2 separate regions of the Homo sapiens genome follow, and region 2 is linked to region 1. A link is a loop called in an ENCODE intact Hi-C map of the cell type or tissue named here. Cell type or tissue: B cell. All regions are shown on one strand. Links, peaks and the distances in the headings refer to the core of each region. The heading gives the core; the rest is flanking DNA.

What was found. Peaks named below come from ENCODE experiments on the same cell type or tissue, not always from the same donor. Only the 100,000 strongest peaks of a DNase experiment are listed, where the experiment ranks them.
Region 2: it touches region 1 in a loop (2.3-fold over the local background); 2 of 110 quality-filtered maps call a loop at or near these places.

The regions. Positions count from the first base shown.
Region 1 is chr2:159,932,037-159,948,343 of GRCh38, reverse strand. PLA2R1 (phospholipase A2 receptor 1) reads left to right here. Exons shown (of 30, transcript NM_007366.5): 26 at 785-925; 27 at 1,427-1,543; 28 at 3,262-3,438; 29 at 6,185-6,217; 30 at 6,352-16,307. The coding sequence ends at 6,566. Among named protein-coding and RNA genes, the nearest start is that of LY75-CD302, 35 kb to the right of the region's middle. RefSeq lists an enhancer at 8,078-8,127. In B cell, for the core only: a CTCF peak has its summit at 8,195 (motif pointing right); a DNase peak (open chromatin) is centred at 8,203.
Region 2 is chr2:159,870,046-159,886,352 of GRCh38, reverse strand. LY75-CD302 (LY75-CD302 readthrough) reads left to right here. Exons shown (of 38, transcript NM_001198760.1): 6 at 1,060-1,200; 7 at 4,038-4,229; 8 at 5,113-5,270; 9 at 6,984-7,094; 10 at 7,632-7,720; 11 at 7,860-8,029; 12 at 10,710-10,909; 13 at 13,760-13,902. LY75 (lymphocyte antigen 75) reads left to right here. Exons shown (of 35, transcript NM_002349.4): 6 at 1,060-1,200; 7 at 4,038-4,229; 8 at 5,113-5,270; 9 at 6,984-7,094; 10 at 7,632-7,720; 11 at 7,860-8,029; 12 at 10,710-10,909; 13 at 13,760-13,902. Among named protein-coding and RNA genes, the nearest start is that of LY75, 27 kb to the left of the region's middle. In B cell, for the core only: no CTCF peak of the experiment used is centred there; a DNase peak (open chromatin) is centred at 7,022; H3K27ac peaks cover 1,914 bases.

The sequences.
Region 1 (16,307 bases), core at 6,685-10,684:
AGGATCACTTGAGCCCAGGAGTTTGAGGCTGCAGTGAGCTGTGATTGTGCCACTGCACTTCAGCCTAGGTGACAGAGTGAGACTTTGTCTTTTAAAAAGTTTTTTGTAATTAAAAAAAATATTTTTAAAGGTTTTGTTGTTAGCTCTCTTTTATAGATAAAGAAACCAAGTGCAAGGTAACATGCCCATGGTCACGCAGCTAGTAAGTGGTGGAGCCGGGATCTCAGCATGGATGTGTCTAACTCTCATGCTTGCTCTCTGAAATAAAGTCCCTCTGGAGTTCCCTTATTTATTTTATGTTATGCTATGTTATGATACTTTATTGAATGCATTATTTTCTTTCACAGGTTTATTAGTGGGTAAGGACTTTTCAAATCTGTGATACACAGCACTGCATGAAATGCATACATTTGGAAATCTCTTTTACCAGCATCAGTCAGCTGCCACTCTCTCTGGGAGTCATAGCCCCTGCTTGTTCCAACCTTTAGGATGCTAATTGTAAACATGAAAGAGCCACCCTCACCCAGGCAGCACCCAAACTAAGCCTACAAAGCTGTGCCTTAACATATCTTGTTATGTTTAGGTAAAGATTATTTCTGTCAGAAATGCTATAAACTGGTCCTAGTTTTATAATCATTTACATGAAACCCAATCTTTCAGAGTATTACCATGAAAATCTTGTTACATATATTTATCTTGATCTTTTATAGAATGTAATGTAATATTTATCTCAATAAATAAACCCAGTCACCACCCTGAAATCATAACTGGCTTTTCTTCACAGAAACAAGACAATCTGAACACCCAGAGTTGTGCTCAGAAACATCTATTCCCTGGATAAAATTTAAAAGTAATTGCTACAGTTTTTCTACAGTCCTAGACAGTATGAGTTTTGAGGCTGCTCATGAATTTTGCAAAAAGGAAGGTAATTGTTTTTGTGATGGTAAAAATGCTTTCATGTGCTCCTTCTTGCCATTTCAGTAAACAATGTGGATTTCTTTATTCATCCCATTATTTAGTGACTTTAGGAGCAACAAAAACTAAACTATTGAAAAAATAAATACTATTGAAATTGCTTGTTTGGAGGACAGCTACTATATGAAACAATGTCCAGTGTAGAATTTGGAAACCTAAGATGATGTCTCAGCATACTGCACTTTCTGAAGAAAACGTTCCTTTTGCATGCATTTGCATTATGAATTTTGAATGTTCCCTAAAATTAATATTCTATGCCTTAACTTCTGACGTGCAAGCTTGTATCTTTTAAAAAATGTGGTTTTACTTTTTTAATTTAAAGTCTCTTCTTTATAATGGAAATTTTCACTTTTCAAAACCTGAGCTTTACAATTAATAGTATAGGAAACATTTTTTAAAGTATATTTATGTGTAAACACAAATATTCCTTTGCTACTTGTCTCTCTTATAGGTTCTAATCTTTTAACAATCAAGGATGAGGCTGAAAATGCATTTCTCCTAGAAGAGCTGTTTGCTTTTGGTTCTTCTGTCCAGATGGTTTGGTTGAATGCTCAATTTGATGGTAACAGTAAGTGATTTGGGTAGAGGAGAGGACATAAATAAATACATGGTTGTTAAAGCTGATGATAATGGCATCTGTGAGCCAGAAAACTCTCCTTGGATACGTTTTCTGAGAAAAAATAGCATGAAGCCTAAAGCCATTTCTTCCAAAAACAACATTGCAACCCTTTTCTTTACCCTTTTGTCTTTTAAAATAATCCCAGAACACCAAAAATAAAAACAAACAATAACATGTTTATCTTTACCCTTAGCAGGAAGATGCTTGGCTGGAACTTTGTGTTCACAGACTTAGTCATTGCATACCAAAACCATATTTACTGGAAAATATCCCAGGTTTCTAAATGTTATAAAAGCACAATAGAGTTATGGAAATGTTTCCATGATGAACTGTGCTGTTAGGATTCTTATTTGCTACTCATAAAAACCAGAGTTTGTAATAAAATGGAAGCATGGTATTCTTTTCTTTATGTAATTGATGGTTATTGAAAGGTACTTGTGAAGAAAATTATTTTAATTGGTATGGAGAGCTTGTTACAGTGGTGTACCAAGGTTGGGGGTGAGCCTACCCTTTCGAGGAGGAGTATTTTAATCACCAACATTGTTTAGAATTTCAAGCAGATGGTGATAATAAAAAGCAGACCAACTTTTAGTTAGCTGTATTGTTAGTTTTAAATTATTTTCAGACAATACACTATTGCCCACACATGGGATGGACTCTCCTACCGCCCCTACCCCCTTGGTACATGGCTGGCTTGGTATTAAAGAAATTCACTGTAAAATCTTTTTAGAAAGTGAGCCATTTTGTAATGATGAAGATGTTAGGACTTCAAAGGATTTTTCTTTACTCGATTAGTTTTGTTTATCAAATGATTTCTTTAAATCGATTATATATATATATGGAATATTTCAAAATTCAAACTGTCACATTAAGAAACATGATAACCTAAATGACCTAAATAAGAACACTGTACCTAAAATAAAGAGGCAACTTTATTAATGCCTACCTTTTGATGTTGAGTACATCACTGTATTTACTGAGTTGAATGTATTAGTTCAAGAGTCTCATTAAATTCAGGGGCTGCCATCCCATTACTGGGTATATACCCAAAGGACTATAAATCATGCTGCTATAAAGACACATACACACGTATGTTTATTGCGGCACTATTCACAATAGCAAAGACTTGGAACCAACCCAAATGTCCAACAATGATAGACTGGATTAAGAAAATGTGGCACATATATACCATGGAATACTATGCAGCCATAAAAAAATGATGAGTTCATGTCCTTTGTAGGGACATGGATAAAATTGCAAATCATCATTCTCAGTAATTATCGCAAGAACAAAAAACCAAACACTGCATATTCTCACTCATAGGTGGGAATTGAACAATGAGAACACATGGACACAGGAAGGGGAACATCACACTCTGGGGACTGTTGTGGGGTGGGGGGAGGAGGGAGGGATAGCATTGGGAGATATACCTAATGCTGGATGACGAGTTAGTGGGTGCAGCGCACCAGCATGTCACATGTATACATATGTAACTAACCTGCACATTGTGCACATGTACCCTAAAACTTAAAGTATAATAATAAAAAAATAAAAATAAAAATAAAAAAATAAAAAAATTCAGGGGCTGCTTTTTATGGTTAATTCCAGTCTTAGTATGTTTGATAACCATGCACATAATTCATAATGAGTCAGCAATTTTCTCACAGATGAAACCATAAAGTGGTTTGATGGAACTCCCACAGACCAGTCAAACTGGGGCATTCGGAAGCCAGACACAGACTACTTCAAGCCCCATCATTGTGTTGCCTTGAGGATCCCTGAAGGATTATGGCAGCTATCCCCGTGTCAAGAAAAAAAAGGCTTTATATGTAAAATGGAGGCAGGTAGGTAAAGTCAGAGAGTAATTCTTCATTTTGATTCTACCTTAACTAATGTTGACTGACTTCTTTAGCATTTAAAGGTTTTAAAATCCAAGTTGAGAGAGTATTCAGATAGATTCTGACATTATTGTTGTGTTCTGCACCAAACAAGTCAGAGAATAGTTCAGCTCCTTCTTTCTCTGATATGAGAAAAAAAATCATTATAAGTCAACTCAAAGACTATGATTTTTCTTGTGTCACCCAGGTTGATCACCTAATGGGCAAAAAATCATTTTCCCTCAAGCAAATAGAACTAGGAATGTAAACCAGCAACCTTCATTCTGGTGACTGCTACTCAGAATTTTTAAGGTTTATGTTTGGCCTCAGGAAATATAATCTAGGCTTATGTATATTTGCTGTAGACAAGAAGATGTGATTCCCTGTTGCAAGCATAATGTGTCATAAAAGTCACATTTTAACTTAATCATCAGTAACATACTTAGTGTTTAGTAATTAAAAAAAACAATAATTTTAGAAATCTAAGCTAGAAAATTCTAGTCACTGATGGTGGGAAAATGTCTATAATAATTACAGCAATTTCTAGATGTCAGTATTATAAAGGAGGGATTGCTGTGGCCTGTACTGCTAGAGAAGGCTTCAGACATGAGGTTTTAGGATCCCAAAGGATGAAGAGAATTATAGAAGCTGGAACAGAGGAGGAAAAGGCCCAGCCTGATTAAAGGCAGCAACTAAGAATGTGTTTCAATTAGAGCAAAGGGCTCACGTCAGGGGGTGATGGGAATAAAATTGGATGGTAATGTAGGATCCTTTCACAGAGTGCCAGGCTAAAGAGCTGAACTTTGTGGTGGAAGAGACAGACCCCCTATGTGCTCTGTAGACACCTGTGATGAAGTAGAACTCATGAGGATATGAAGAGAAACATTTGTAATTTGAGTGATTAAACTAGGAACGAAAGAGGAGGGGAGAAATAGGAAGAGAGAATCACCGGCCCTGTTGACTGATTTGAGCTGGGAATGAAGAAGAAAACACTGCAGGTGTGGGCACCAATGTTTGAAACCCCCACAGTGTGAGTCTCAACTCTGTGTGAGAGAAAAAAAAAAAAAAAGAAAAACATGGCTAAGCCTGATAAATAATGTGCCCAAGTTATCACTAGCTTTTAAATATCAAGAACAAATCAGAAACACCTCATGTCTTACAGGACTTTAAAGTTTCCTATAATGCAGATGACACCTGTTTCATCCTTCGCAGCAGCTTTCCAAGGTAGTGGAGCAATTTAAATATCCCCATTTTACAGACGGGAAAAGTGCCTGTGCAAACTGAGGCTACATCAAGGACTACAGAGAAAACTCTAAGTTTTCTAAGTGCTCTTTCCATGCCGCCCACTGCTTCTATCCTGAGAACAAACACTCTTAACAGTCTTTCTTAAAGATGTATCTTTATGTTTAAAGTGATGGTTATCCCAAGTACACTATACAAATTATATGACTATATTCAATTATCACTTGTGTTCTGAAAATTTGTGCATCTGATATGCATCAATTTAAAAGAAGTGTCTTCATAAAAACACAATAATACATATTTTCGACAGTTTAATGCAACGTTAAATGGCATTGTTTTTATATTAAAAGAACAAGTCTGGGCCGGGGGTGGTGGCTCACGCCTGTAAATCCCAGCACTTTGGGAGGCAGAGGCAGCTGGATCACTTGAGGTCAGGAGTTCGAGACCAGCCTGGCCAACATGGCAAAACTCCATCTCTACTAAAAATACAAAAATTAGCCAGGTGTGATGGCACACACCCGTAATCCCAGATACTAAGGAAGCTGAGGCAAGAGAATTGCTTGAACCCAGGGCAGAGGTTGCAGTGAGCCGAGATCACGCCATTGTACTCTGGCCCGGGCAACAGAGTGAGACTTCGCCTCAAAAAAAAAAAAAAAAGAACAAGTCTGGTTTTAAAAGTATGGTTTTGCTATTAGTAACAGTGTTGTGATTTTTTTCATGTCTATCAGAGTGAATGAGCATCAGTAGGACATCAAGGCAGTTCTTTTGCTCACAAATCCATTTCTTCATCTTCCTCTGGTTCATTCTCTATACCTTTCTCTGGATCTTTACCTAGATCAAAAATAGAAGAGTTCACATTTTGATATAACATCTACTTAAAAGATGTGTTTTTACAGTAGAAAGTTTTAAAACAGAAACTCTCTAACTTTTTGGATGGAGAAGCTGTTGCTCATTCCCCAAGACCCATGAGATCACAAAGGTGAGAAGATGCTGATTTAAAAATCCTTACAAAGAGTCAGGCAGATTATCATTGCTGGACAAACTCCATATAAGATCCCAACAAAACTGTGAGTTCCTTGTATGCAGGGTTTATATTTTACTCTATATTTATTGCAGCACAGTGCTGGGACTGAATAGAAACTTCTTGGCTTAAAAAAAACAAGCAGGGTGTATGTTTGTGAGCACTAATAACGATGATTACAATAAATCAAAGGTCAGCAAACTTTTTCTGTAAAGGGCCAGCTAGTAAACATTTTAGGCTTTGGGAGCCATATGGTCTCTGTTACATGCCATTGTAGCAGGAAAGCAGCTGTAACAATACATCAATGAATGAGTGTGGCTAAGTTCCAGTAAAACATTTTTTATAAAAATAGGGTCATGGGCCATAGTTTGCTGATCCCTGAGTAAGTAATGACATATTTTTGCTGAATTAAAAGAAAAACCTCATTTTAATTTTTGTATTTGATTTTAGATATTCACACTGCAGAGGCGCTGCCAGAAAAAGGTACGTTTGAAACCATACAAAACATTTTGATTTTTCTTAGAAATAATAAGATAGAAAGCAGCTGTATGACAGTATCTATATTACTTCATCGCCACTGAAGTTTTTCTTTTTTTAAGAAAAATATCTTCTTTCAGGACCAAGTCACAGCATCATTCCTCTTGCGGTTGTACTGACACTGATAGTCATTGTGGCCATTTGCACACTTTCCTTCTGCATATACAAGCATAACGGTGGCTTCTTCAGGAGACTTGCAGGGTTTCGGAATCCTTACTATCCTGCAACCAACTTTAGTACAGTATATTTAGAAGAAAATATTCTCATTTCTGATCTTGAGAAGAGTGACCAATAATAATGAGGTCAGAGAATGCCACAGACACCAGGGTAAGTAAAGAAGACTAAACAGGAGTCTCATCTGTCTTTCCCTTTACAGCACAGATGCCATTAGAATGTGAATTGGGTCACTATTTTAATTATTCTTGAAGTGATTACTGGTTTTGAATCTTAACCAAATCAGATGGGTTTTGATTTATTCATTTCCCTAAACTGTGATCCATTCTTAAAAGGGGTAAATTATGCATTGGTTATTTTTCAGAAAGACAAGAACTATTAAAAGAAACTCCCTATTGAAAACTCTGAAATCAATGCGAATAATAGTTTTTGCATTAATGTATCTCTACTAAAATTTGGGGGAATTTTAAAACTAATCTGGTATCTATTCAGACATTTACCTGCACTCGTACCATTAAGAAAGACAGAAAGAAGCAAAAAAAAATTAATCTTGTATATGAGAGGAAAAGGAAAGGGCTTCTGAGAGGATTCTTAGTTGTTTCTTTTGAATTCACTTTTAATAGCAGGATTTGGAAAATACTAATTTCTGTGCTTAAGGGTCACAGGTTCTGGGCTCTCAACTGATATTTAAGGTGACATTCATTTTTATTAGGTCTAACATCTCAAGCTAAAGGAGAAAGAAAAATACCTTCTTTTAAATGGCAAAGACCTTCATTAGCAGCACACTTTTATAAACAACCATATAGTTAAAATGTGGCCTTAAACTTTCAATTACTAAATGATGATTAAGTTGGATATTTTAAAATGTCTTATACATAAGCTTAAAGTAATATATTGAAACTTTAACAGTTGTACTGTTAAAACTCATGGACTTTCTGAAAAACTAAATATATAAAATAATATGTAACACTCTTAATAACTGGAAGATATAAAATGTAACTTGGATTTAAAGGAGAAGAGCTAAAGATCTGAATTATAGTCTCATTAGAACCAGACAGATGTTGTTGAGAAGTACTAAATAAATTAGTAATCTAGATATCTTTATTATGTAAATGAGTTTAGGTGTTCTATTTAATAAACTATTTTCTGGGAACGATCTCCTTTTATATTAGTCTAGTTAGTGTAGATGGTAAATAATGATTATGATACTGTCTGTAAATAAAAAATTACAGATTTTATTTTCCTTTATTAGTTCCTTATAAAGAAAACAGCTTCATAATCAATATCTAAAAATTTACTCATTACATAACTGTTTATTGAATTTTATCAAGAAAAAAGTGTACTGAGCATGGTGGCACGCACCTGTAGTCCCAGCTACTTAGGAGGCTGAGGGAAGAGGATCAACTGAGCCCAGAAGTTGAAGGCTGCAGTGAGCTATGGTTGCACCACTGCACTCCTGCCTGGGCAACTGAATGAGACCCCACCTCAAAAAAGTGCTGTTCTAGAAACAGAGGTACTAAGGTGAGCAACTTGGGGTAAGGGCTATCTTTTCATGCCACTTATTTTCTAATGAGGGAAAATTGACAGTAACTCAGTAAAGAAATGCATATGCATAAAATAGCAAGTGGTTATGAAAATGAAGTAAGGTTCCATGATAGAGAGAAACTGGGGGACTCTCAGGGCCTCCCTGAGAGTGTGCATTTTAATTATTACAACCAACTGCCTCAAAACCAGTGGCCACTAATCACAAGGGGGAGCTCTGAGAGAAAGTATGAATGAATTTCTAAGAGGCAAACCATCATCATTAGAAATACAATTTGAAGAGCATACCACTAAGAATGGAATCCTTGTGGCCTGCAACAGTTAATCCAGCTTCCAAAAGCAGCTCTTTGCTACTGTTATAATAATTTACACACTGGGACAGTCTACCTCCATAATTTTTTTAAGTATTGGGACTTCATTTTTTAAAAGATATTATATTATGTGGCAGTTGCATATTTATGACTCAAAAAATAATTGGCTTGAACTCACCAGATGGTATAAAAGCCCAATTTAACCATCTTTTGAGTGGAATTAAAGTTCTGTTCTTTTCAATGGACTTGGTAAAAACTGCTAATCAACCAGCCTTCCAGTCAAGGTATATAGTCACACATAATAATTTGACAAAATACACCATTAGGAAAGTGATTTTGCAGAAAGAAGCTGTATTGCTTCTCAGTGCTCCATACTTTGATGTTTAGTATTGAACAACATCTCCAGATAATCTGGACCCATGGACAGATCACACACTTCTTGCCATTACTGAATTTGCAGAAATAGTACTGAAGTATTCTGCTACATTTTTATATTTGCATTTTTTTTGAAACTTTTTTTCATTTTTTTTTTTTTTTTTTGGAGATGGAGTCTTGCTCTGTTGCCAGGCAGGAGTACAGTGGCATGATCTCAGCTCACTGCAACCTTCAACTGCCTGGTTCGAGCAAGTTTCCTGCCTCAGCCTCCCGAGTAGCTGTGATTACAGGCACATGCCACCATGCCCAGCTAATTTTTGTATTTTTAGTAGAGACAGGGTTTCACCATGTTGTCCAGGATGGTCTCGATCTCCTGATCTCGTGATCCACCCGCCCCAGCCTCCCAAAGTGCTAAGATTACAGGCATGAGCCACCGCACCTGGCCTCATCTGTATTTTTAATGTGAACTAGATTTTATAGCTATAATTCGAAAAGAAAAAAAAGTAGCAGGTAATGGGTATATTATACACTATTTGCGTGATGGTTACACCAGACTTTACCACTACATACTGTATTTATGTAACAAAATTACACTTGTACTCCTTACATTTATGCCAAAAAAGCGGCAGGATCACAAATTCACACATAGTTAATGTGCCCCTCCAACAGTCAATTATGTTCTATGACTAACCTGAGGATCTTTATAGAATCTGAGTAATGGAAATGCCTGGGTTTTTCCATTTAACAATATATTGGGCTCTTACAGTTACAACAGTCTTCTTTCGGGTTAAATATTTCTTCTCTTGAAGGGTCCACTCCTTATTAAAGATAAGATTGAACTGAATGTTTACTTAAACGTTCAGTCTTTTGGAGTTTCTTTACTCTTCTCAAAATGGTGGTTGGATATATAAGAACTTGCTGTGTCCTGGTAGTGTTGAGGGGAGAAGGTGACAACTTACTGTGGATGTATGTTAGCTGGTGTCCACTGAGAATAGCTGTCTGGCCTCACTCCTGGGAATTCTGCTGGCATCTGCTGTGAAGTCTGCAGTTGCTTTAATCTGTAGTCTGTTCTCTTTGATTTGGCCTCATTCTGGCTGTCCCTGGTGCTGTCTTATCTCTTGAGAACTGGCTGTGTCTCCTGTTGAATTCCCTATCCGAACACTGCAGTTCTTGGCTACAAGGCAGTCACTTCACCCCTGCAGTGGTGAGATCCCATTAGCTACCATTAGCTACTCTTTTCGTCCAGAAAGGCGAAATGCCATAGCAAACAATCCCACAGTCTTGGTGGATTAACACAGCAAAGGTTTATTTCTCACCCACACCTGCATGGGCTGGCAAGAGGACTTTGCTCTGTTCAGTCATTCATGGGTCCATGCTTCTCCTATATAGCCAGCCCTCTGTCTCCTAAGGCCTGGAGTCCTCCATGGGCCTCCAATCTGTGGCTGACAGAGGATGTTGACTTGAGACCCATCTTTGATTCATTATGGAGCTTCCACAGGCTGTTGAAATCCTCTAAGTCAAAAGTCCTCAAACTGGGGACACATGCCTAAGGAATACAGGAGCATGGGTATTTAAGAAACTTAATTTCCAGAATCTTCATGTATATTTTTTCTTAAAACTGATTTACCTGAGAGCACCCCTGGTTCTTCTTTCCCACCTCTCTTTACACAAATGCCTTTCTCTACCTTTAAAAAGAAAAAGAAAAAGAAATGGCTTTCATTTCAGATCTTACTATGGGAAAATCCTCCATGGCTCCAAAGAAAAATATTCGAAGTATTGATGTCAGTGAAGCTTCTTTTAATAAAGAAATTGTAAACTCATTCTGTAGATCCTCACGTCTTTCTCTGTGTTAGGACATTTTTCTGTTAAAGTTGAAGCGATGACTTAGAAATGAGTTATTTTGCCCCATGTTCATATTCTGAATTAATATGTATTATACAGTGGAACAGCTGGAGTGCTACTTTCATTTGAAAATTTATCTCATCCACTGCCTGACTATTGTCAGAGAACAAGCTGTAGAAAAAGTCTGGTGAAAGCAAAGTGAAGCATGTGTTGCCAAGAACCTAACATCTTATGTTATCCAGAAGAAAGTCCCAAGGCTTGATTTATCTTAGATTTCTATGTGAGTTGTGAGGATGAGTATTAACAAGCTTATTTGAACTGAAAAATGAATTCAGACCTTTTCTGAAGTTTTTTTTATTTGGCTCATTGGTTTGACAACAAGGATTGACTTTACCCATTAAGTTTTATGATGAACATTTTGTATTAATTGAATGAACTAAATCTGCTGCTCTTGTGTTCTGATTAAAGCTTGTAATAGGGTAAAGGCATTTTAATAGAAAAATAGTATTGACTGAACTATAATGAAGTGATATTTTACTTTTCCCAGCCTTCATTTGTATATCAGGTAAAGCAAGATGCCTGTAAGTGAAAGAGTAACAGGCATAATGAACAGTTATTTGAAGAGTCTTAGTAAAGCCTTTTAATTTTACTTGTAGGAAATTGACATGAATCATTCTAATGACTGGGTAACAAATCACTTTGCAAGTAGGGTGTTTCCACTTCTATGCTTTAAAAAAAACTGAAGGAGAACATAATCAAGCAGTTGGTTGATATAGAAAATAATTTTTAATGTAGAATCACTGATTTTTTGGCACCTATGAGAAAGGAATTCAAGTAATAGAGGGATATTGTTATAACAAACCTCCTTTTATTCCCATCTACTTATTTATATGAACAAAGTTTCTATGTTAAGATAAGTTAGAGAGTGCTGTGGAAACAAACCCTGTAATACTAGTGGTTAAAAACAAAACTCAGAAGTTAATTTATTGATCATGCGAAGCCTGCTATGGTCAGGACACTTGCCTCCAAGCAGTAACTCACAGATCCAGGCTGTGTCCTACCTCCAGAACATGGGGCTTCCAGTGCTGCTATGGCACTAGAGAACTGTTAAGTTCCCAGGTTTAGGAAGAAACACGTGGCACTTCCACTCGCGTGTCATTGGCTGGAACTAGTCACATGACCTAACCTAACTGAAAGGAAATCCAGGAAGTCTTCTGCTTTGTGTGCTCAGGAAAGAGAGGATAAGGGACTACAGACAGCACCAGCAATTGCTACCAGAGTTTCTCAACATGTATAGCTACAAAAAAAGAAGAGAGAGAACAGAATTGATGCTGAACCTTGATTTATACTAGCAGTTTTTAATACTAATTAATTTTTATCTATGATATATCCATTTCATTAACAGATCCATTTGCTATCATTTTAGTTTGACATATACTATCTTAATCTTTGTAACATATTTATTTTGTTCTGATCAATTGTATACTAACAATAATTGAAATGACAACTCAATATAGAAGAAAATGTGTAATACTTAGAGCCTATGTTCACAGGGACTTCTTAAAAAATAATTTTAGGCTGGGCGCGGTGGCTCACGCCTGTAATCCCAGCAACTTTGGGAGGCCGAGGCGGGTGGATCACGAGGTGAGGAGATCGAGACCATCCTGGCTAACAAGGTGAAACCCCGTCTCTACTAAAAATACAAAAAAATTAGCTGTGTGTTGCGGCGGGTGCCTGTATTCCCAGCTACTCGGGAGGCTGAGGCAGGAGAATGGCATGAACCTGGAAGTCGGAGCTTACAGTGAGCCGAGATGGCGCCACTGCACTCCAGCCTGGGCGACAGAGCGAGACTCTCTCTCAAAAAAAAAAAAAAAAAAAAAAAATTAATTTATATACATATTTTTACTGCAGGAAAATATGACAAGGTAATGAATAAAATATTTCACAAATTAAAGTATATCTCATTAGGATAAAATTCTGTGGGGGAGTTGGAATGGAAATACAAGATTGAAAGAAAGTAATATCTCTGACTGCTGAAGAGGTTATTTCTATTTTTAAATAGATTATGATAGAATTCAAATTGTTGTAGTATCTCCAGTCAAAGGAACTTAGGCTTCTTGAGAAAGTGGTTGATTGCAGGTCTAAGGCAGGAAAATACAAGATGAAACTGGAATATCTTGTGATGGCAGAAAATAAGGAGGTGCTCACAAAAAGATGGCACATGTCTGAAGGCTACAGGAACCAACCTGAAGGAGCTCTCCAGTGGAAATGCTGGAACAATTTGAGCAAACAATAAAAAATTATAATATTGGATTATAACCCACACAATAAATATCTGTGTGTCCATACTGATGTAAACAATTGAATGAGTGAATGAATGAATGAAAAGAAGAAACAGTTCTTCTCCCCAGTAAATTCCAATTGATAAATGTAGAAGAAATGGGAGAAACAAAAATCACTATCAGGAAAACACAACAGTAATAATTGTTGGCAAGACCTACCAGTTGGTGCAAAAGTTAGTGGGTGAATGTTTGAGGAAAAACAGAATATTTGCATAACCTTAGAGTATTTTCCCCAAAATAATCACTAATTACAAAGAGAAAGTAATAACTTTACAGTAGAGAAACTTCTTTAATCAAGGGATCAAGGTTAACAGAAGCAGTAATAAGCCACATCAGCATCATGTACCCCCTGGTATGGCATTGAGAAGGGCACATGACTTCTTTGGTATCCTCCCCAAAATGCATAATCTCAATCATGAAAAAACATTAGACAAATCCAAGTTGAGGGACATTCCACAAGATAAATGATCACTTCAAAAGTGTCCTGGTCATGAAAGATAAGGAAAGATTGAGGAAATGTCAAGGATTGGAGGACACTAAAGAGACATGACAACTACGTGCAAGTTGAAATCCTCAAATGGATCATGGAACAGAAAATGGTCATTATGGGAAAATGGGAAAGTAAAATAAAGTCTATGGTTTAATTAATAGTATTGTACCAGTATTAGTTTCTTTGTTTTGATGATTATACCATGGTTTTATGAGATGTACCATTAGAAGAAGCTGAAGGAGGCTGTACAGGAACTCTCTGGACTAAGTTGGCAATTTTTCTGTAAACCTAAAATCATTTCAATATAAAAAGTTAACATTTTGCTATGATATTAGACACCACTGGATATATTAAAAGGGTGATAAGGCACTTTTATTTTTACATGTTGTTATTTATAATATTCTGAAAATTGCATCCTAATTATAAAAAATTTTGGCTGTCAACTTAGAAATTCGTGAAGCAATATGCCTTCTTTCATGATTCTTTTAACAATTTTGTATGCTAGCCAAAAAGTTTGAGGACCACTGCTATATGACATTTTTTCTCTCATGTCTCAGATGAGAAGCAGGGCAAAACCCTGTGTGTCTCCAACTTACCTAACACACCATCCGCTGTAGGATTAGGAGCCAGACACGTCTTGCTGCAGGCCATGCTCACTTCCATCTGCTCTCTTTTCCCTGCATTCTTCTTTTGTGTCACTTCCCTGACTTGTCAGTACTTCTAATTCTCATAGTCCTGCTATCCCCTACAACCTCGTGCCTTAGTATTAATAGGGTACAGCAGGGAAAAACTCACTTAGTTTCCATTTTGTTCTTGGAGAAGAAAAATTTGGAGACATTTCCAAAATGGCATGTACATCATAATTCTTATTGCCAACATTTATAAGAAACTTTGACTGTAGTGATTATCAAGATACATGCTTGGAATATTTATTCCCTCTTTCCCCACCTTTCAAAATAAGGATTTAGAGCAGGAGTTGGCAGGGCCAAATCCAGCCTGCAGCCTATTTTGGAAATAAAGTTATTGGGATGCTGCCATCCCCATTCACTCACATACTGTGCATGACTGCTTTCATGCTTCCATGACAGAGCTGAGTGGTTGCAACAGAGACCGAATGGCCTGCAAAGCCTAAAATATTTACTTTCTGGACCCTTACAGGAAGTTTGCCAACCCCTGATTTAGAAAGTGAAAACCTAAATGGGGAAGTCTTACATACTTTAACGTATCTTAGCAAGCACTGTTATGTTAATGTATATGGACAGCACTTAAAATATATCAATAAACAATTATGATCAGTAAACATTTATTTAGAGCCTATTGTGGCCCAGAGAGTGTCCTGTGCTCAGAGGCTATAAATACCAATAACACCCCATCTCTCCCCTCATGGAACTCAGTCTCAGGGGAGAGGAATATGTAAATGATAAGTGCAATGCAATGTGACATAAATAATATCAAGAAGAAGAGAATCAGAAAAAAAAGGAGAGGGGACTGATTAATTCTGTCAGAAGTAGAGAAAGGCTTAACAAGATAAGTGATATGTATTAAATTGTAGGAAATGTTAGATAAACAGCTTTCTTTAGTATTTTTTGAGTTAGAAAGCAAGTTTTTAGCTTGGGGTCAGAATATTTTTAGAGAAAAAGTTTAAAATGTGCCTAAATCTGAAATTCTGGATTTAAAAAAGTGAAAATCTGCATGTTCCTCTAATACCTAATGACGAATTCTAATTGCAGAAGGATGCCAATAACTAAAACCACAAAATGAACCCTATGTATACCGGTGACCTTCTTTACTCAGAATTAATTAACACAAGCACTTGTTTCTTGCAGAGCACTTTGCTGTAATTTAGAACAAATTAAGGGAAAAAATCATTCAAGTGCTGTTTTCTTCACACCATGAAGTAAGCATGATGGACCAAAGTTAACTAATTTAAAATATTATCATCCATTTCTTGTAATTATGAATAGCAATACCATCTTTTTTCTTCAAAAAAAAAAAAAGACATCATGATCTATGCTATTTTCAACTTGTTTCCTGTGCTTCTATTAATGGAAATTGATTTTTCAAGATTAATGTAAAATGTGTTTCTGTTTCTCCCATTAAGTCTCTTATTTATATTAGATCCAATGTATATGTTCCTGGATATTTTTCAAATAAATATATTTTTAATATAATACAGCAAATTGTAAATTGTTAAAGGACCATTTATAATGTTTTCTCCTTGCCCTCCCTAGCACTGAAACTGTGGTTTTATTATTGTCTTCACACTGTTGTTTGTGAATTAACTTGAGCTCCTTGAGTTCCTACTTCTAAGAGATTATTTAAACTTTACTTTTTACCTTCTTAGTATACAGAGCTTGGTAGGAGCTGGAAACCCGACTCACAGATTTAGGAAACAGTGGGTTCTTGTCCCTGTGGACATCAGAACTTGGGGGACGGAGAGATAGAGAACCAGAAGGCAGAACAAGGAAAAACTCAAAGAAAGGAATGGGGAGGAATGGAAACGTAACAGGACATGTTGCCTCAGTGAGTCACCAAGGGCTTTGGAGTTCTTAGCCCAAAATGTGGTTCTGTGGAGGCTGAGGACAAACTTCAGGACAGAGCATGCCTTAATCGATGTGCTAAGCCACTGGCTCGGGCAGTCCTTAAGCAAGGGCTCCTCTGATCAGACAAGGAATTGTTTCCTTCCCTTTTACTCCAGATGACACCTAAAGGTGCAAAAGAAAACCATCTCTGCACACTACCAAACAGACAGTGCGTGAACGAAGCAGACCCTCCTGACCACAGCCAAGGACTGGAGAGCTTGGTGAAACTGGTGCTCAAGGTAGAAATTCCCTGCGATTGCTACTGCAACTTATACTAAACGTCCCAAGTGAAGTGAAGGGAGAAAAAAGAGATATTAAGCAAGAAGGCCCACTTGTTTATGCATTGCTTTAGAAGATAATCTGTAATTGCATATTAAT
Region 2 (16,307 bases), core at 4,540-8,539, 60 kb after region 1:
CCAATAGCTTAGAAAAGTTTCACATCTTGGCAGCTCTTACTATGGTTACCTCTCAGAAGAATTTTTTCTTCCTAAACCATTCTTAATTGTGGTACTGTTATTGCCAAGCTGAACCACACCATGGACAACTGAGCATTTGAACCTCTAGACCTTTAGAACAACCCTACATTTTTATGTAAGAGCAAAATGAGCTCCACCACATGGCCCAGGAGCCATTCTATGTCCCTAAAGGACTTGGCATGTCTATAACTCACCCATGCTGTGTTTCATCTGCAGCTGAACTCTAATATGGAATTATCCGCTCGTTTTCAAACTCTTGGGGTCTCTCCCCACTATAGCACCCAAGTACTGACAATATAATGGTTGTATTTTATAATACAAATAAATACCTCAAAGAAAGTCTTTTAGGGAATAAAACAAGCAAAATGCCACTTAGCCAAAAAGCATTCTTCCCAAAGGAAGGATTAGACAACTTTGAAAAATAAAATCTTAGGCTTATGACAAATGTAGAACCTAAAGTTAACACTAATTTCAGTATAAAGCTGCCTGCACACATAGTAGGAAAACTGAGTTAAGAGCAATAAAATTCAAATTAGCCACTTTAGTTAATTTAGTTTGCTAAATTTCCTTACCAGCAAATGAAGTAATACTTTTATTATTTCAGTAAATAGAATATTTAAAGATAATTTAATCTTTAACTCAAGGCCTTAATGGCATGACAATGATAAATTAATATTTTTATTTTATGGAGTAGCAGATTAAGAGCTACTAAGCATAGAATATGGCCTGGAAGTCATTTGAGGAAAAAGTTTGGTTTTTGTTTTTAAAATTAACTACAACATATCATGATGTTTTCCCTTTAGATTCTATATTTTAGAAGAAAGACATATTTAAGCACATAATTATTCATTGAGGCTTATACGTTTCAATTTAGTTAAGTTTTAACTATAATATGAGTTCCCATAAAAGCATAAAATTAGGAATACAAATTATTCTTTCTGACACCATCCTGGCCCTAACTTTCTCATTCTAATGCTTTGAAAAATGTTCCCTTTTAAGACAGGCCCAGTGCACCTACTATAGGTGGCTCCAGCTGTGCAAGAATGGATGCTGAGTCTGGTCTGTGGCAGAGCTTTTCCTGTGAAGCTCAACTGCCCTATGTCTGCAGGAAACCATTAAATAATACAGTGGAGTTAACAGGTATCTTTCTCACATACTCATACAAATAGACAAATAGGTCTTAAAATCATAGTTTTGTGAAAACAAGTAAATCTTTTCCAACATCCGTTTCCACCTTTCCTTCTCCTGATACTGACAGTACAGAAAAGTACTTGATTTTTAACCCTGTGGTTAGATATTATCAACCATATATGAATAAAGCTTTATTTGAGGTAATGAAGAATATTAAATATAAATATGTATGCGCCCAGAAGAAGGCAGAGATATTCGAGATAGGAAATATACTTCTGTTCGTGTGTGGCTCTTTTTTCTCCAGAGCAGTGGTTCTCCAGGGGTGGTCCCCAGACCAACAGCATCAGCATCACCTCTTCCTGTTAGAAATGCAAGCTCTCAGGACCCACCCCAGATTTGCTACATCAGAAACTACAGGATGGGGTCCAGCAATCTGTATTTTAAGAAACTTTCCAGGTGGTTCTGATGCGTATTCAAGTCTGAGAACCACTGCAGTTCATGCCTCCGTAATGAGGCAAAACCTATAGACACAGGAGTAAGCCCAGGCTTCTCTACCTTGTGCCCCACAGCACCCAGCCCTCTTCTATCCTTCTCTGTCAGGCAAGTCTTTGCATTGAAAAATCAAGTAAAAAAGGAGAGGTGCAGAGGGACAAAATGTGTACAATAAGGGGGTTTTTCCAGGGTGTTTGGGGATGAAAGTGACACAAGAACAGCTGAAGTTTTTGAGGAGTGGAAGGGTGTGAGGAGTTTTTGAAAGAATGGAGAAGAGGAGTGTATTGACTGTCAAGCACAGGGCCTGATGTATACCTGGTATTTAATTACATCCTCACCAAATGAGAGAAACTAATACTCAAAGCTGGAGGGATGTATTCATCCGTTTTCATGCTACTGATAAAGACATACCCAAGACTGGGAAGAAAAAGAGGTTTAATGGACCTTACAATCTCACGTGGCTGGGGAGGTCTCACAATCATGGCCGAAGGCAAGGAGGAGCAAGTCACATCTTACATGAATGGTGGCAGGCAAAGAAAGAGAGCTTGTGAAGGAAAACTCCGCCTTATAAAACCGCCAGATCTCATGAGACTTATTCGCTATCACGAGAACAGCAGGGAGAGACCTGCCCCCATGATTCAATTACCTTTCACCAGGTCCCTCCCATAACACATGGGAATTTAAGGTGAGATTTGGGTGAGGACACAGCCAAACCATATCAAGGGGAAAGGATGATTTTTAAATGTCCTGCTTTAAGGAACTGTGAGTGAAGGGAATAAAGCATTCAAATGTCTTGTCATCTAAAAAGGAGTATAGAGCAATTTTTAAGGAAAAACTAGATATAAAATAAAGAATCTGAGGGGATATTTTAAGATAATAGGGGAAATGAACATTTGTCTTCCAAGTTGATTCAAACCAAATTTAGTCCATACAACAAAAGGCATAATAGAAAAGCCAGCACAAATGAAAATAAACTAGAGCAATTGATGATAGATTAAGTAAATACCTTGCAGTAGCAATTATTAAATAAATCATGATGTTTCCACATGATTGAATAATATGCATTTACTAAAATAACTGTGCCAGCAGGAAAATACAAAGAACAAAACCAAATGATATGCCTACTTATCATTTTAATCTTGTAAAAATATGTATTCATTGAGACAAAGACTAGAATATGAAAATGATTGCATTAAGTTCCATTATGGGTGATATTTTTCCTCTGTTCCTTTATCATAATTATAAAATATAACAATAATACATGCTATTTCAGAATATTAAAGTTAATTGAGTTATCTCGCAAGTGTAAGAGGCTAGCTGAATCTGAATCACTTTATCCTTTAGTAAAAAAAACAAACTGTCCACATTTTTTTTTCTTTTTTTTTTTAATTATACTTTAAGTTTTAGGGTACATGTGCACATTGTGCAGGTTAGTTACATATGTATACGTGTGCCATGCTGGTGCGCTGCACCCACTAACTCGTCATCTAGCATTAGGTATATCTCCCAATGCTATCCCTCCCCCCTCCCCCTCCCCCCACCCCACAACAGTCCCCAGAGATGCTGTGTTTTCTTACAACAAATATTCCAAATGGTTCTAAATCAGTGAAGTCTGAGTAACCAACTCACTTTCTGGTTTTGTTAACGGGGATAGAAGTATTCTGTGGGGTTTCATACTTCATTCTTTTTTTCTAATCTGGAAAGATTAGACCTTCGATTGTGAGCTTTCTCATGGTCAAAACAGAATCACTAATTCCATGAGGACCATCTGTCTAGCAGAGGGGAGGAAAGAAGTCCAGGGGTAACCTTTGCCCTCTCATCTCTTGGATGCGAAGTGTATAAATGTCTTATTCTGTCCCTTAAATCTCTGCCTGTCCTTTGTTCAACGGTGAGCGTTAATCTACATCCCCTTGCTAAGCTGGCCATACAAGAAAAGGAGGCTTGCCCTCTTATAATCTTCTCAAGGACAGAGACTGGAGGGAAACCTAACAAATTCCATATCCAGGAAAAAATTTGTCAGAAAATGACTTAAGGCACATCTTTCTACTGTCTACTTGGACTAAGGGCAATCTCCCTTGACTGTGTCCAAGCCCTTAATAGTCTGTGCTCAGCCATATAGCACATTGAAGCATGTTAAAGTCACATCATTTTCTGAATCCCAGCGGGAATTCCTATGATGCTATATATACCTCATTTATGTGGTAGGCACCACATGAATTCATGTCACCGTAGCATCTGACATCACGTCCCCAGTTTTCCAGGACTCTCATTATTCAAGAAAAAAGAATTTGCAATGTTATTGATTCACAATAGATGTATCTTTACTGGAATATAAATAGCTGCTTTTCCCCCAGATGTCTGGACATACTCAGATACCCGCTGTGATGCAGGCTGGCTGCCAAATAATGGATTTTGCTATCTGCTGGTAAATGAAAGTAATTCCTGGGATAAGGCACATGCGAAATGCAAAGCCTTCAGTAGTGACCTAATCAGCATTCATTCTCTAGCAGATGTGGAGGTGGTTGTCACAAAACTCCATAATGAGGGTAAGTTTTTAAAAATACCCTATTTGAGAGGCTTAAGCCATTTTAAAGTATCCCTGGTTTTAGACTCTTTGTGGGAATGAAAAGCTTACAGTTTGATCCCACAGATCAGCCCTGTCAGATAGGATTGTCTCTGGTGATGGAACTGTTCTACAATTGGTCTAGTATGGTGGTCACTAGCAACATGCAGCTTCTGAGCAGTTGGCATGTAGCCAGGGCAACTGAGGAACTGAATTATTACTTTTATTTCATCTTAATTAATTTAAGTGGCCGCATGTGCCTAGTGGCAACCAATTTGACAGTACTGCCATTGATTGATTTCCCTCTTCTCATGAGCTAAATTCTATTTAAGTTGCTCAAAAAACTTAAGTGATAATTACTTCACTTTTGTAATTATTTGAAAGCTAAAGACTGGTAAAGGAAAATATACTAGACGGACAGTATTATGATCTCTTCCTAGAATAGAACTCTTAGCTAGAATAGCTAAGAGTAGGTACCTACTCAGTGCCAGCCTGGTGCTCCTTGTTTCACTTGTGAAGGCAGCAGAGTCATACCAGGGCAGCAGTGGACAGTATTTCTATTCAAATTGGGATATGTATGATTGTATTTATAGAATTTCATTCACCCCACAAAGCAAAGTTTATCTACACCAGATATCAGGAACACCCAGCCTGCAGATGTTCTACCTGTGTACTTTACTTGCATAAGTTACTTGAAAAGCCTTCATTACCCAACCTGCCTGTCGTATCAACATATTAATAACCGAATTAAGAATACTACAAAGGCTCTTAAAACTCCATATCAGAATATAAAAATTTGTATAACAATGTACATATTACAGTATTTAATTGAGCAAAACCAAACAAATAATACATTTTTCTTTTAGATATCAAAGAAGAAGTGTGGATAGGCCTTAAGAACATAAACATACCAACTTTATTTCAGTGGTCAGATGGTACTGAAGTTACTCTAACATATTGGGATGAGAATGAGCCAAATGTTCCCTACAATAAGACGCCCAACTGTGTTTCCTACTTAGGAGAGGTACGAAACCTCCTGTGGTTTCTTTATATTCTTCCTGTTTTACCTAATGATAATATTAAGACTTCTTTGGTTGGGAAGTTTGCGTATAAGCTGGAAAATAAAAGGTAAGAGCACTCTGGATCAGGGTACAGAGCCACGGACCATTACCTGTTAAGAATTGGGCCGCACAGCAGGAGGTGAGCGGCGGGTAAGCAAGCATTACTGCCTGAACTCCGCCTCCTGTCAGATTGGCAGCAGCATTAGATTCTCCTAGGAGGGTGAACCCTATTATGAACTGCACATGCAAGGGATCTAGGTTGCACTTCCTTGTGGAACAGTTTCATCCCAAAACTATCCTCTTCCCCACCCTCTGTGGAAAAAATTGTCTTCCACAAAACTGGTCCCTGGTGTCAAAGGTTGGCAACAAATAATCTAAAGTCTAGACTGTCTTTCTGGTAGCTACTTTAAAAAGGTAAATAAAAGCAATTACTAAATAAGCAACCCATATCCTATCTGAGAGCATCTTTTCTGGTCTCAAACAGATACAGAGAATCCCTTTAGAACTCACATTCTTGTGCTGACTGATTCTAGCAACCTGCTTTCTCTCAGGACCAGGGCCTGCACCCACCTTTCTGCCATCAGTGTGATATTCGGCAGATAGCCACAATTTAACCTGAAAAATCCCATCTTCCAAATTCATGTTCAGATTGTTTTATATCGATACTACTTTGAGAAGTAAAAAAATGGTTTTATTTAAAAACTAGGCCTAACATTTTTCAGAAACCACCTTACTCCTATAGAATGCTTAAACATTTTTTGAACATCTTTTACTTAATAATCCAAAATAGGCTGTGTCTTGAGCAGAAAAGATATATGTACCTCTACGTTTTGTTTGTATCACTTTCCTGTGGACCCCTAATTGGTTATGAAAGTGACTGTGTCACTCAGACATCTAAAGAGACTTAAGTGGAAGCAATAAATATTATGTGTATTTAAAAGAAGTTTAGAAAGGTGTCACATTTGATGCTCTATTTAAAAGGACATCCAACATGTCTTTAGAAGAACATCAGAAATGGAAAAGTGTTCCCATGGGCAAGAGTGAATTGATGGCATACCTAGACAGCATTCCAATGTTCAAAACTGACCCTTATCACAATCGACTTATTAGAATTTAATTCAAACAAAGCAAAGTGACGTAGTCAATTAAGCAAATTAATGTTAAGTAGCATATATGAAAGAGAGAATTTTGAAGTCCAGATTGAAGTAGAGTTGAAAGAAACTTTTGACCTAGAATTCATGGAGAATAGCTATTTTAGCCACCATCATCATTTTACACGTGAGGAAACCGAGAAAGGGAGGTTGATGATGTACCTAAAAGTTTCAAACTTTGGCTATGCCATTCTAGTCTAGAAGACTAGAATGCTGGAACTGTGGGCTGAGTTCTTCTCTCTTCAACTTTTATACTAAGTGTGCTTTGATGGTTTTATTGCTACTCTTATAAGAAAATGAAATTTATCCACACTGTGACCTGGAGGTGATGCTGAGGTAACTGGCTGTGAGCCATCACTTTGCAGGCCTGTTGAGTAGCATTTTCTAGGAGTGTGTTCTCACATTTGATAATTCACTTATATTCATTTCTCTCTCTCTGTCTCTGTCATAGTTTTTGTGAGTTCAGTTCTGAATATGCGGTAAATAATTTCCTTTCCAAGCAAATGTTTTTGTCTCCTTTCAAAGCTAGGTCAGTGGAAAGTCCAATCATGTGAGGAGAAACTAAAATATGTATGCAAGAGAAAGGGAGAAAAACTGAATGACGCAAGTTCTGATAAGATGTGTCCTCCAGATGAGGTAGGTAAAATCCCTATGTAAATTTTCTCAAGCAGTATTACAACTTCTTGGTTAGAAATGGTAGCTGAGACTTAAATAACTCAGACTTATAAAATAGAGGAAACTACTAGCTTCTGTTCATTTAAGTTAGAACAAGCCAGAAGGCAGTGAGTCATAGCATATTGGCCTTCTTACAGAAGCAGAAACTTGAAAATTTCTATAAATATTTGTAGAATTACTATCCTCAAGGCTGATGTCTTTACTTCCCCCACTAATATCAATATTCAAAAATAATTCATCCAGTGAATATTATACTCTTATGATGAGCCAGCCACCCATATGAGAAGTAACCCATACTTTTTGTCTGACACAGGCCCACAGTCTTGTGGAGGTTATCTGTGAAATTGCATCCCACCCTCATCACATGTATGATTTCAATAGCCATGTCCTCAATTTCCACAAGTTCTAAGACGTTATCAATGTAGCAGAAACATGCTTGCCAGACGGGACACCATCAAGTCTGGAAAAGAGTTTGACAATATTTTTCCTCTGACTTAGGGCTGGAAGAGACATGGAGAAACCTGTTACAAGATTTATGAGGATGAGGTCCCTTTTGGAACAAACTGCAATCTGACTATCACTAGCAGGTGTGACCATCAGTAAACTTGTACTCATAAACTTTCAACTCTGAATTCTTTTGCCAAACAGTCTTCCTAAGTAAAAGGTGCATCTTCAAATAGAGTCAATCATTGTGAAACACTTGCCAATTTGATTCTCCTTTTGTAGATTTGAGCAAGAATACCTAAATGATTTGATGAAAAAGTATGATAAATCTCTAAGAAAATACTTCTGGACTGGCCTGAGAGATGTAGATTCTTGTGGAGAGTATAACTGGGCAACTGTTGGTGGAAGAAGGCGGGCTGTAACCTTTTCCAACTGGAATTTTCTTGAGCCAGGTGAGTGTCTTAATCTTTGAAGTAGTAGTATACTGTGACTAGTGAAAGGCAGCACTCCTCCCAAAGATGTTCCTCACTTACTTTTGAAATGTGAGGGACATGATGATCTTCAGGATTGGAGTCTATCTATGGAACCATAAATAGAAGCAGTGGCTATGTCTTCCCTATTATGTCCTTGGGAATAATCCAATGAAAGAAATTCAAAAACTTAGTTCTCCCAAACCACCATCTAATGGCTCAGAGCTAGAAGCACCAGTGTGAGTTTTTAAAATCTTTTCCATGTAAATCTCAAATAGAATCTAGAAGCTCCCGTGTGAGGCTCTTTACATTTTCATCTCTCTGCTTCTTAACCTATTTTCAAAACTGAATGTGTTTTCTTCCATTATTCTCAATGGGTAAGAATTATGGAGGCTATCTTGTATTATTTATTTTGTTTTTGTTTTTGTTTTTGTTTTGAGATGGGGTCTCACTCTGTTGCCCAGGCTGGAATGCAGTGGTGTGATCTCGGCTCACTGCAACCTCTGCCTCCCAGGTTCAAGTGATTCTTCTGCCTCAGCCTCCCAAGTAGCTGGGATTACAGGTGCATGCCAACATGCCCAGCTACTTTTTGTATTTCTGTAGAGATGGGGTTTTAACATGTTGGCCAGGCTGGTCTCGATCTCCTGACCCCAAGTAATCCATCTGCCTCAGCCTCCCAAAGTGCTGGGATTACAGGTGTGAGCCACTGTGCCTGGCTTCTTATTTATTTTGAAAGTTATTTCCTCTTTCTCCAACCAGCCTAAAGCATTGACCATAATTTGCCATAGAATCAGAACACTTAAGCCGGAAAGGACCTCAGAAATACTTTTAGAGTTAAGAAAACAGAGACTTTAAAAGGTGATTTACTTGACAAAGATCATCTGGTTATTGAATTAATGAAATCCAGAGTTCCTGATTTTTAAGCCAGTGGCTTTGAATAAGACAGCAGTATAAAGCATTCTACTTTTCACCCTGTGAATTATTTATATTTTATTGTGTTGGTCTAATGTGATCATGAAGACTATTTTTTATAACACAGAGATTGGAAAATATGAGCTTACAATTGAACATGTTATTTGAAATAGAAAATGCCCACAAAAGTTAGGACACATGGTCATCACCATCAACATGAGTGATGTTGCTAGTAACAAAGTCATCCTTTTATGTCTGAAAAAGATAGAGTATACAGATGTTGATCCTGGTTAAATCTCAGATTAAGAACACTCTAATGGATAAAGCACATAGATTTCTTTTTTTCTTTTTCTTTTTTCTTTTTTTTTTTTTTTTTTTTTTTTTGAGATGGAGTTTCGCTCCTCTTGCCCAGGCTGGAGTGCAATGGCTCGATCTCGGCTCACTGTAACCTCTGCCTCCCGTGTACAAACAATTCTCCTGCCTCAGCCTCCCAAGTAGCTGGGATTACAGGCACCTGCCACCATGCCCAGCTAATTTTTTTTGTATTTTTAGTAGAGACGGAGTTTCACCATTTTGGCCAGGCTGGTCTCGAACTCCTGACCTCAGGTGATCTACCCACCTCAGCCTCCGAAAGTGCTGGGATTACAGGCGTGAGCCACCGTGCCTGGCCAGATTTGTTTTATAGACACTAAGAGTAAAGGTGACGTTCTTGATAACTAAGTCTTGGTGGTTGGAGAGGTGCTTGGGAAGTAGCTACCATGACTACTTCCTCCATTCTATGACCAGAAAGGCTATGTGAAGCTCTCTTTACCATTATTGCACCCATCCTCAGCCAACTTGGTCTATCATGGGCACACCGTGGATAGAAGGACTGAACAGGGAAAAATAGCACACCCATTCAGGGTAGCAAGGCAATTATTTTTCCCAGTTTCTTATTCCTCTTGCTGTTTGTGTATATGAGACTATGTGGCTTCTCTGTTTGGTGGGATAGAAGTTGTCCTATTACTTTTCAGTATATGTAACTCTTCTTGTCTTTTACCTGCTTCAGGCAGTGTGATGTAATGGAAAATGGAACATGATGTTTTGTCAGACAAATCTGGTTTCAACCCCAACTCTACCATTCACTAACTCTGACTGTGGGCAAGTTACTTAGTCTTCATTTACAAAATGGAACTGATAATTCAAACTACCTTTTAATACTGTTATGAATACATAAAATTATGACTGTCATAAAATTAACGGTAAACAAATGTATGTTACCACATACCTCCTTCTACCTTTATTGTACCAGCTTTTCCTTTGGATCAGAATCTGGGAGAGTTGTGTTTTGAGGTTAACTAAGTTTCTTAAAAACTGCTCAAAGTTTTTAAGCTAATTTGAACCACTATCCTAAGCAGCAGTAGTATTTAGGGTACAGCTCTAGAAACAGACCACCTGGGCACAAATCCTGGGGCAACCACTTACTAATTCTATGACCTTGAACAAGTCACTTCATTCTCACTGTACCTCAAATTATGACAATAGAATCCCCCCATAGGTTTGTTATGAGGATTAATCTTTTTCAAAAAGTACTTTACAAATAATAAACACCTGTCATTATTATTCTGAACAACATATTTCTTTCCTCTCTTTGTTCCATTTTTTTTTTATTCTCTCTCCCCAACTTGGCTGAAGTAAAGAGTAGAAACACTAGAAAATGTTTGAACTTTAACGTTTTAATTTTTAATTGAGCTTTCCACTTCAATCCCAGCTTCCCCGGGCGGCTGCGTGGCTATGTCTACTGGAAAGTCTGTTGGAAAGTGGGAGGTGAAGGACTGCAGAAGCTTCAAAGCACTTTCAATTTGCAAGAAAATGAGTGGACCCCTTGGGCCTGAAGAAGCATCCCCTAAGCCTGATGACCCCTGTCCTGAAGGCTGGCAGAGTTTCCCCGCAAGTCTTTCTTGTTATAAGGTAAAGTGACATTCTCATTCTATCCTTCAATGAAGTTATTTTTCCACTACCCTTGTTCATGTCCTTGTACAAATTATGCTCTTCTCCATAGTACTATGTAACCTAACTAAAGTGCTCTGGAGCACAGAGTCCTTGGCAGGGCATCGCTGAACCTCTGGTGTGAGGTGCCTCAGCCCCACACCCTGCACGTGTCCTACCTGAAAGGGCAGGCCCAAAGCCAGAAGTGGCTCCACCCCAAGGTCTTTTTTTCCCAGTAAGTTGGTGTACTATATGCCATACTGCCACTATGCCTATGATCCTCATATTCCTCTAATTCTTGTTGTCAAATTAACAGCTCCAGCACTCCTAATAATGTAAAAAAAGTGTATATATATTTACACTTTTACAAACATATATATATTTGTGTGTATATATACAAATATATATATTTATATATACAATATATATATTTATAAACATATTTACAATATATATATTATAAATATATTTATAAATATATTTACAATATATATATTTATAAATATATTTATAAAATATATATGTTTATATATTTACAAAATATATATGTATATATATTTACAAAATATATATATATTTACATATATTTACAAAATATATATATTTACATAAATTTACAAAATATATATATTTACATATATTTACAAAATATATATATTTACATATATTTACAAAATATATATATTTACATATATTTACAAAATATATATATTTACATATATTTACAAAATATATATATTTACATATATTTACAAAATATATATATATTTACAAAATATATATATTTACATATATTTACTATATATATATTTACAAAATATATATATTTATATATATTTACAAAATATGTACATATTTATATAGATTTACAAAATATGTACATATTTATATAGATTTACAAAATATGTACATATTTATATAGATTTACAAAATATGTACATATTTATATAGATTTACAAAATATGTATATATTTATATAGATTTACAAAATATGTATATATTTATATAGATTTACAAAATATGTATATATTTATATAGATTTACAAAATATGTATATATTTATATAGATTTACAAAATATGTATATATTTATATAGATTTACAAAACATATATATATTTATATATTTACAAAACATATATTTACAATATATTTATATATATTTACAATATATATATTTACAATATATATATTTACAATATATTTATATATATTTACTATATATATTTACAATATATTTATATATATTTACAATATATATACGTTTATATATATTTACAAAATATATATACGTTTATATATTTACAAAATATATATACGTTTATATATTTACAAAATATATACGTTTATATATTTTTACAAAATATATACGTTTATATGTATTTTTACAAAATATATACGTTTATATGTATTTTTACAAAATATATACGTTTATATGTATTTTTACAAAATATATACGTTTATATGTATTTTTACAAAATATATACGTTTATATGTATTTTTACAAAATATATACGTTTATATGTATTTTTACAAAATATATACGTTTATATGTATTTTTACAAAATATATACGTTTATATGTATTTTTACAAAATATATACGTTTATATGTATTTTTACTATATGTATATATTTATGTATATTTTTACAAAATGTATATATTTATGTATATTTTTACAAAATGTATATATTTATGTGTATTTTTATTATATGTATATATATTTATATATATATTTGGTCTGCATCAGTCAGCTAGTTCCATAAACAAACCACTAGATGCCATCCCAAAATTCGGTGGCTATGACAACAAACATTTAGCCTCACATTCTCACAGATCTTCAGGCCAGCTAGAGTTTGACTGATCTAGTTTGGGCTTGAATGGTGACCTCTGCTCCCAACTTCAGGTCAGCTGTGCTGGGCTCCAGCCCTTCCTTCTAGAGCTCAGGCTAAAAGGGCAACAGCTCACAGGGGTTTGTTGTTCTCATGGTATATCACTGGAGCCCAAGAAGGCAAGCCAACCATATAAGCACATTTCAGGCCTCTGCTCAGTTTACCTTCACTAATATCCCATCAACACAGTAAGTCATATGGCCAAGCCCCATGCCAAGGTACAAAGACGTATACTCCGCCCACCAGGGGGCTGTGGCAAGACCATCTAATTATATTACAAGGAACTGAAGAATTGGGACAAATATAATTCATCCTGTCATTGTGTCATCATCTCTTCTTCCTCCTCTGCCTCCTCCTCCTCCTCTTTTTCTTCTTTCTTCTTTCTTCTTTCTTCTTCTTTCTTTTTCTCCTTTCTTCTTCTTTTGAAACAGCCCAAGTTCCAGGTTTACTTTTGCCACTTTCTGTCAATATTCACACACCAGTGCAGACTGCTCTTTGGTTGTTCCTCGTCAGAAAATAGTGCTATTTTTGTGTGGGTCACTGTGTCTTATATTCGAAATTTCTATTGTTAGCACATTTCTTTGCCAAAGGCTACTCCCAAAGCATTTATATGTATCCTTTACAGCCTTGCCTCCTGGTTCATTTTATCTTTCAAGGTCCTAGGAATACAGGAGAACGTGGATCTTGTTGGAATAGTTCCCCAGCCTGGCTGAGGAAGGCCATCCATCTGACCACAAGGACTGGCATCTGTGCTGGCCTTTAGTTGAATTGACACTTTCAGCAGGACCTGTCTGTGTCTCAGTATATGTGCATTTACCTATGCCTTCACTACACCTTTAAGAATTCATTTCAGGGGCCCACACATGTGACAGTAATTGACTTTAGCACTATGAAATACTTTATGATAATACCATAAAACAAATTAATATTATATTTTGCTAAGGTATTCCATGCAGAAAGAATTGTAAGAAAGAGGAACTGGGAAGAAGCTGAACGATTCTGCCAAGCCCTTGGAGCACACCTTTCTAGCTTCAGCCATGTGGATGAAATAAAGGAATTTCTTCACTTTTTAACGGACCAGTTCAGGTAATACTTTAAGAATGAGAATTTCTATGCTGAATTTGATGTCCTCTAGATATTCAAAATTGACATGTTCTTACCCTCACTCTCTGTTGGAAAAAAAATGGACATGTTTTATTATCTAAAAGGTCATTTGGTGCTTAGCAGTCATGGAACATTAAGCACTCTTAATGTGCAGACACTATGAGGAATCTAAAAATGAATGAGATGTATTCCCTACCCTTTGTTTAATAAAGTCCAACAGCAATGTATGGCAGAAAATCTAGAATATAGGCAAGGAAGGGCCTTGGGAATTCAGAGGAGGGAGGGAGTGTTTCTGGGAGTATAATCAGGAAAAATGTCATAAAGAAGGCTGATTCTTGGAAGGTAGGTATTATTTCAAAAGGCAAGATAGGAGAAGGAGAAGGAGCCAGAAAAAAAACAGAACATAAGCAAAGGAACTAAGACCAGAATATACAGATATGGTCAAGGAGAAATGAGTCATACAAATTAGCTAGAAAATGGAATTTGGATATGAAATTGGAATGTCCTTGTTTGCAAGGGAAGGAGTTTGATCTTAAGTAATTAAACACAACCAAACAAAAAACAAAAACAAGGTGCGTGTGTGTGTATTTATATCTACACACACTCACATATACCTGCATATATACATATATACACAGAGAGGAAGGGGTTGGCCAGGCTGGTCTCGAACTTCTGACCTCAGGTGATCTGCCCACCTCAGCCTCCCAAAGTACTGGGATTACAGGCATTAGCCACCACACCCAGCCCATTATCAGTTTTGATTAAGTGTGAGTCTGCAAATTTGTTCAATAATAATAAAGTCCAATTCTGCACTTTTGAAAGAGACTTAAAACAAAGCTTGCCAATTAGTACTTATCCAGCTCTAAGACTATAATGTTCTTTTCCTGGGAGGAAGGGGCCACAAAATACTACAAAATTGTGAAATTCTAATAAAAATCCTTAAAAATTTAAAAATTTTTTAAATTTTTTAATTTTAAAAATTAAAGCAACTAGCAACATTTTCATTGTGCAACAGATAAAAGTTAGTGCTGAGTAGCTGGTGGCCTCCTGAAATGGGGCCTGACTCTCCAATTTGCCAGGTCTCTAATTTATTACTTCTTGACCCCACTTCACTTGCTTATGTTATGTGCTTGTCTTATATTTACTCAAATAGCAATTGAGTTAATAATCACAAGTCATGTGATCATCTTAATAGGTACTGAAAATGCATTGGGTAAAATCCACTATTCATTCCTGGTTTAATACATAAATATACACTTATATTTAGTAAATATAACTAATATGTAAATTCTTATTTGAATAGAAGAATAGCTCAAATTAATAGCCATATCACACTTAATGATGAAGCATTGTTAAGTGCATTTCCCTGAAAGTCAGAAAAAGGTAAGTATCCCTATATCATCACTATTGTTAATCTTGGTTTGAAATTCAACTCCTGCACATTAAGATAAAAACAATACTATAATGTGTAAATGTTTATATATATTAAGCAGAGGAAAAGACAGATTATCAAAGAGTAAAAAATATACTATTTACATTTAAAACTAGACTGCAAAAAGGGTAATGGCTATTATATCTCTAGGAAGTAAGATTTTGAGTGATTTTTAAAGTCTTTTCTATGGGCTGGGTGTGGTGGCTTATGCCTGTAATCCCAGCACTTTGGGGGCCTGAGGTGAGAGGATTGCTTGAAACCAGGAGTTCGAGACCAGCCTGGGTAGCATAGGGAGACCCTATCTCTATTTAAAAAAAAAAAAAAAAGAATTAGCTGGGCATGGTGGCACACACCTGTAGTCCTGGTTACTCAGGAGGCTGAGTCAGGAGGATCACTTGAGCCCAGGAGTTCAAGGATACAGTGAGACAAGATAGTGCCACTGCACTCCAGCTTGGGCAACAGAGTGAGATGCTGTCTGTAAAAAATAAATGAATAGAATGTTTTCTTTGAAAATTTCTATATTTTCCAGATTTGCTTTTTGTTTTGTTTTTTGAGACAGTCTTGTTTTGTCACTCAGGCTGAGGTACAGTGGCATGATTACAGCTCACTGCAGCCTCAACCTCCCAGACTCAGGTAATCCCCCCACTTCAGCCTCCCAAGTAGCTGGGACTACAATCACATGCCACCACACCCAGCTAATGTTTGTATTTTTTTGTAGAAACGGGTTTTTCCATGTTGCCCAGGCTAATCTCAGATTCCTGGCTCAAGCGATTCACCTTCCTTGGCCTCCCAAGGTGCTGGGATCACAGATGTGAGCCACAGTGCCTGGCCCAGATTTGCTCTAATATAGCTTCTGCTGTGTTTTTCTCATTAGAGAATGTAGTTTCACTACAGTGTACTGGGAATCTAATGCAAAATATGATACCTGTGTTCCATAAATATTTATTTATTAAGC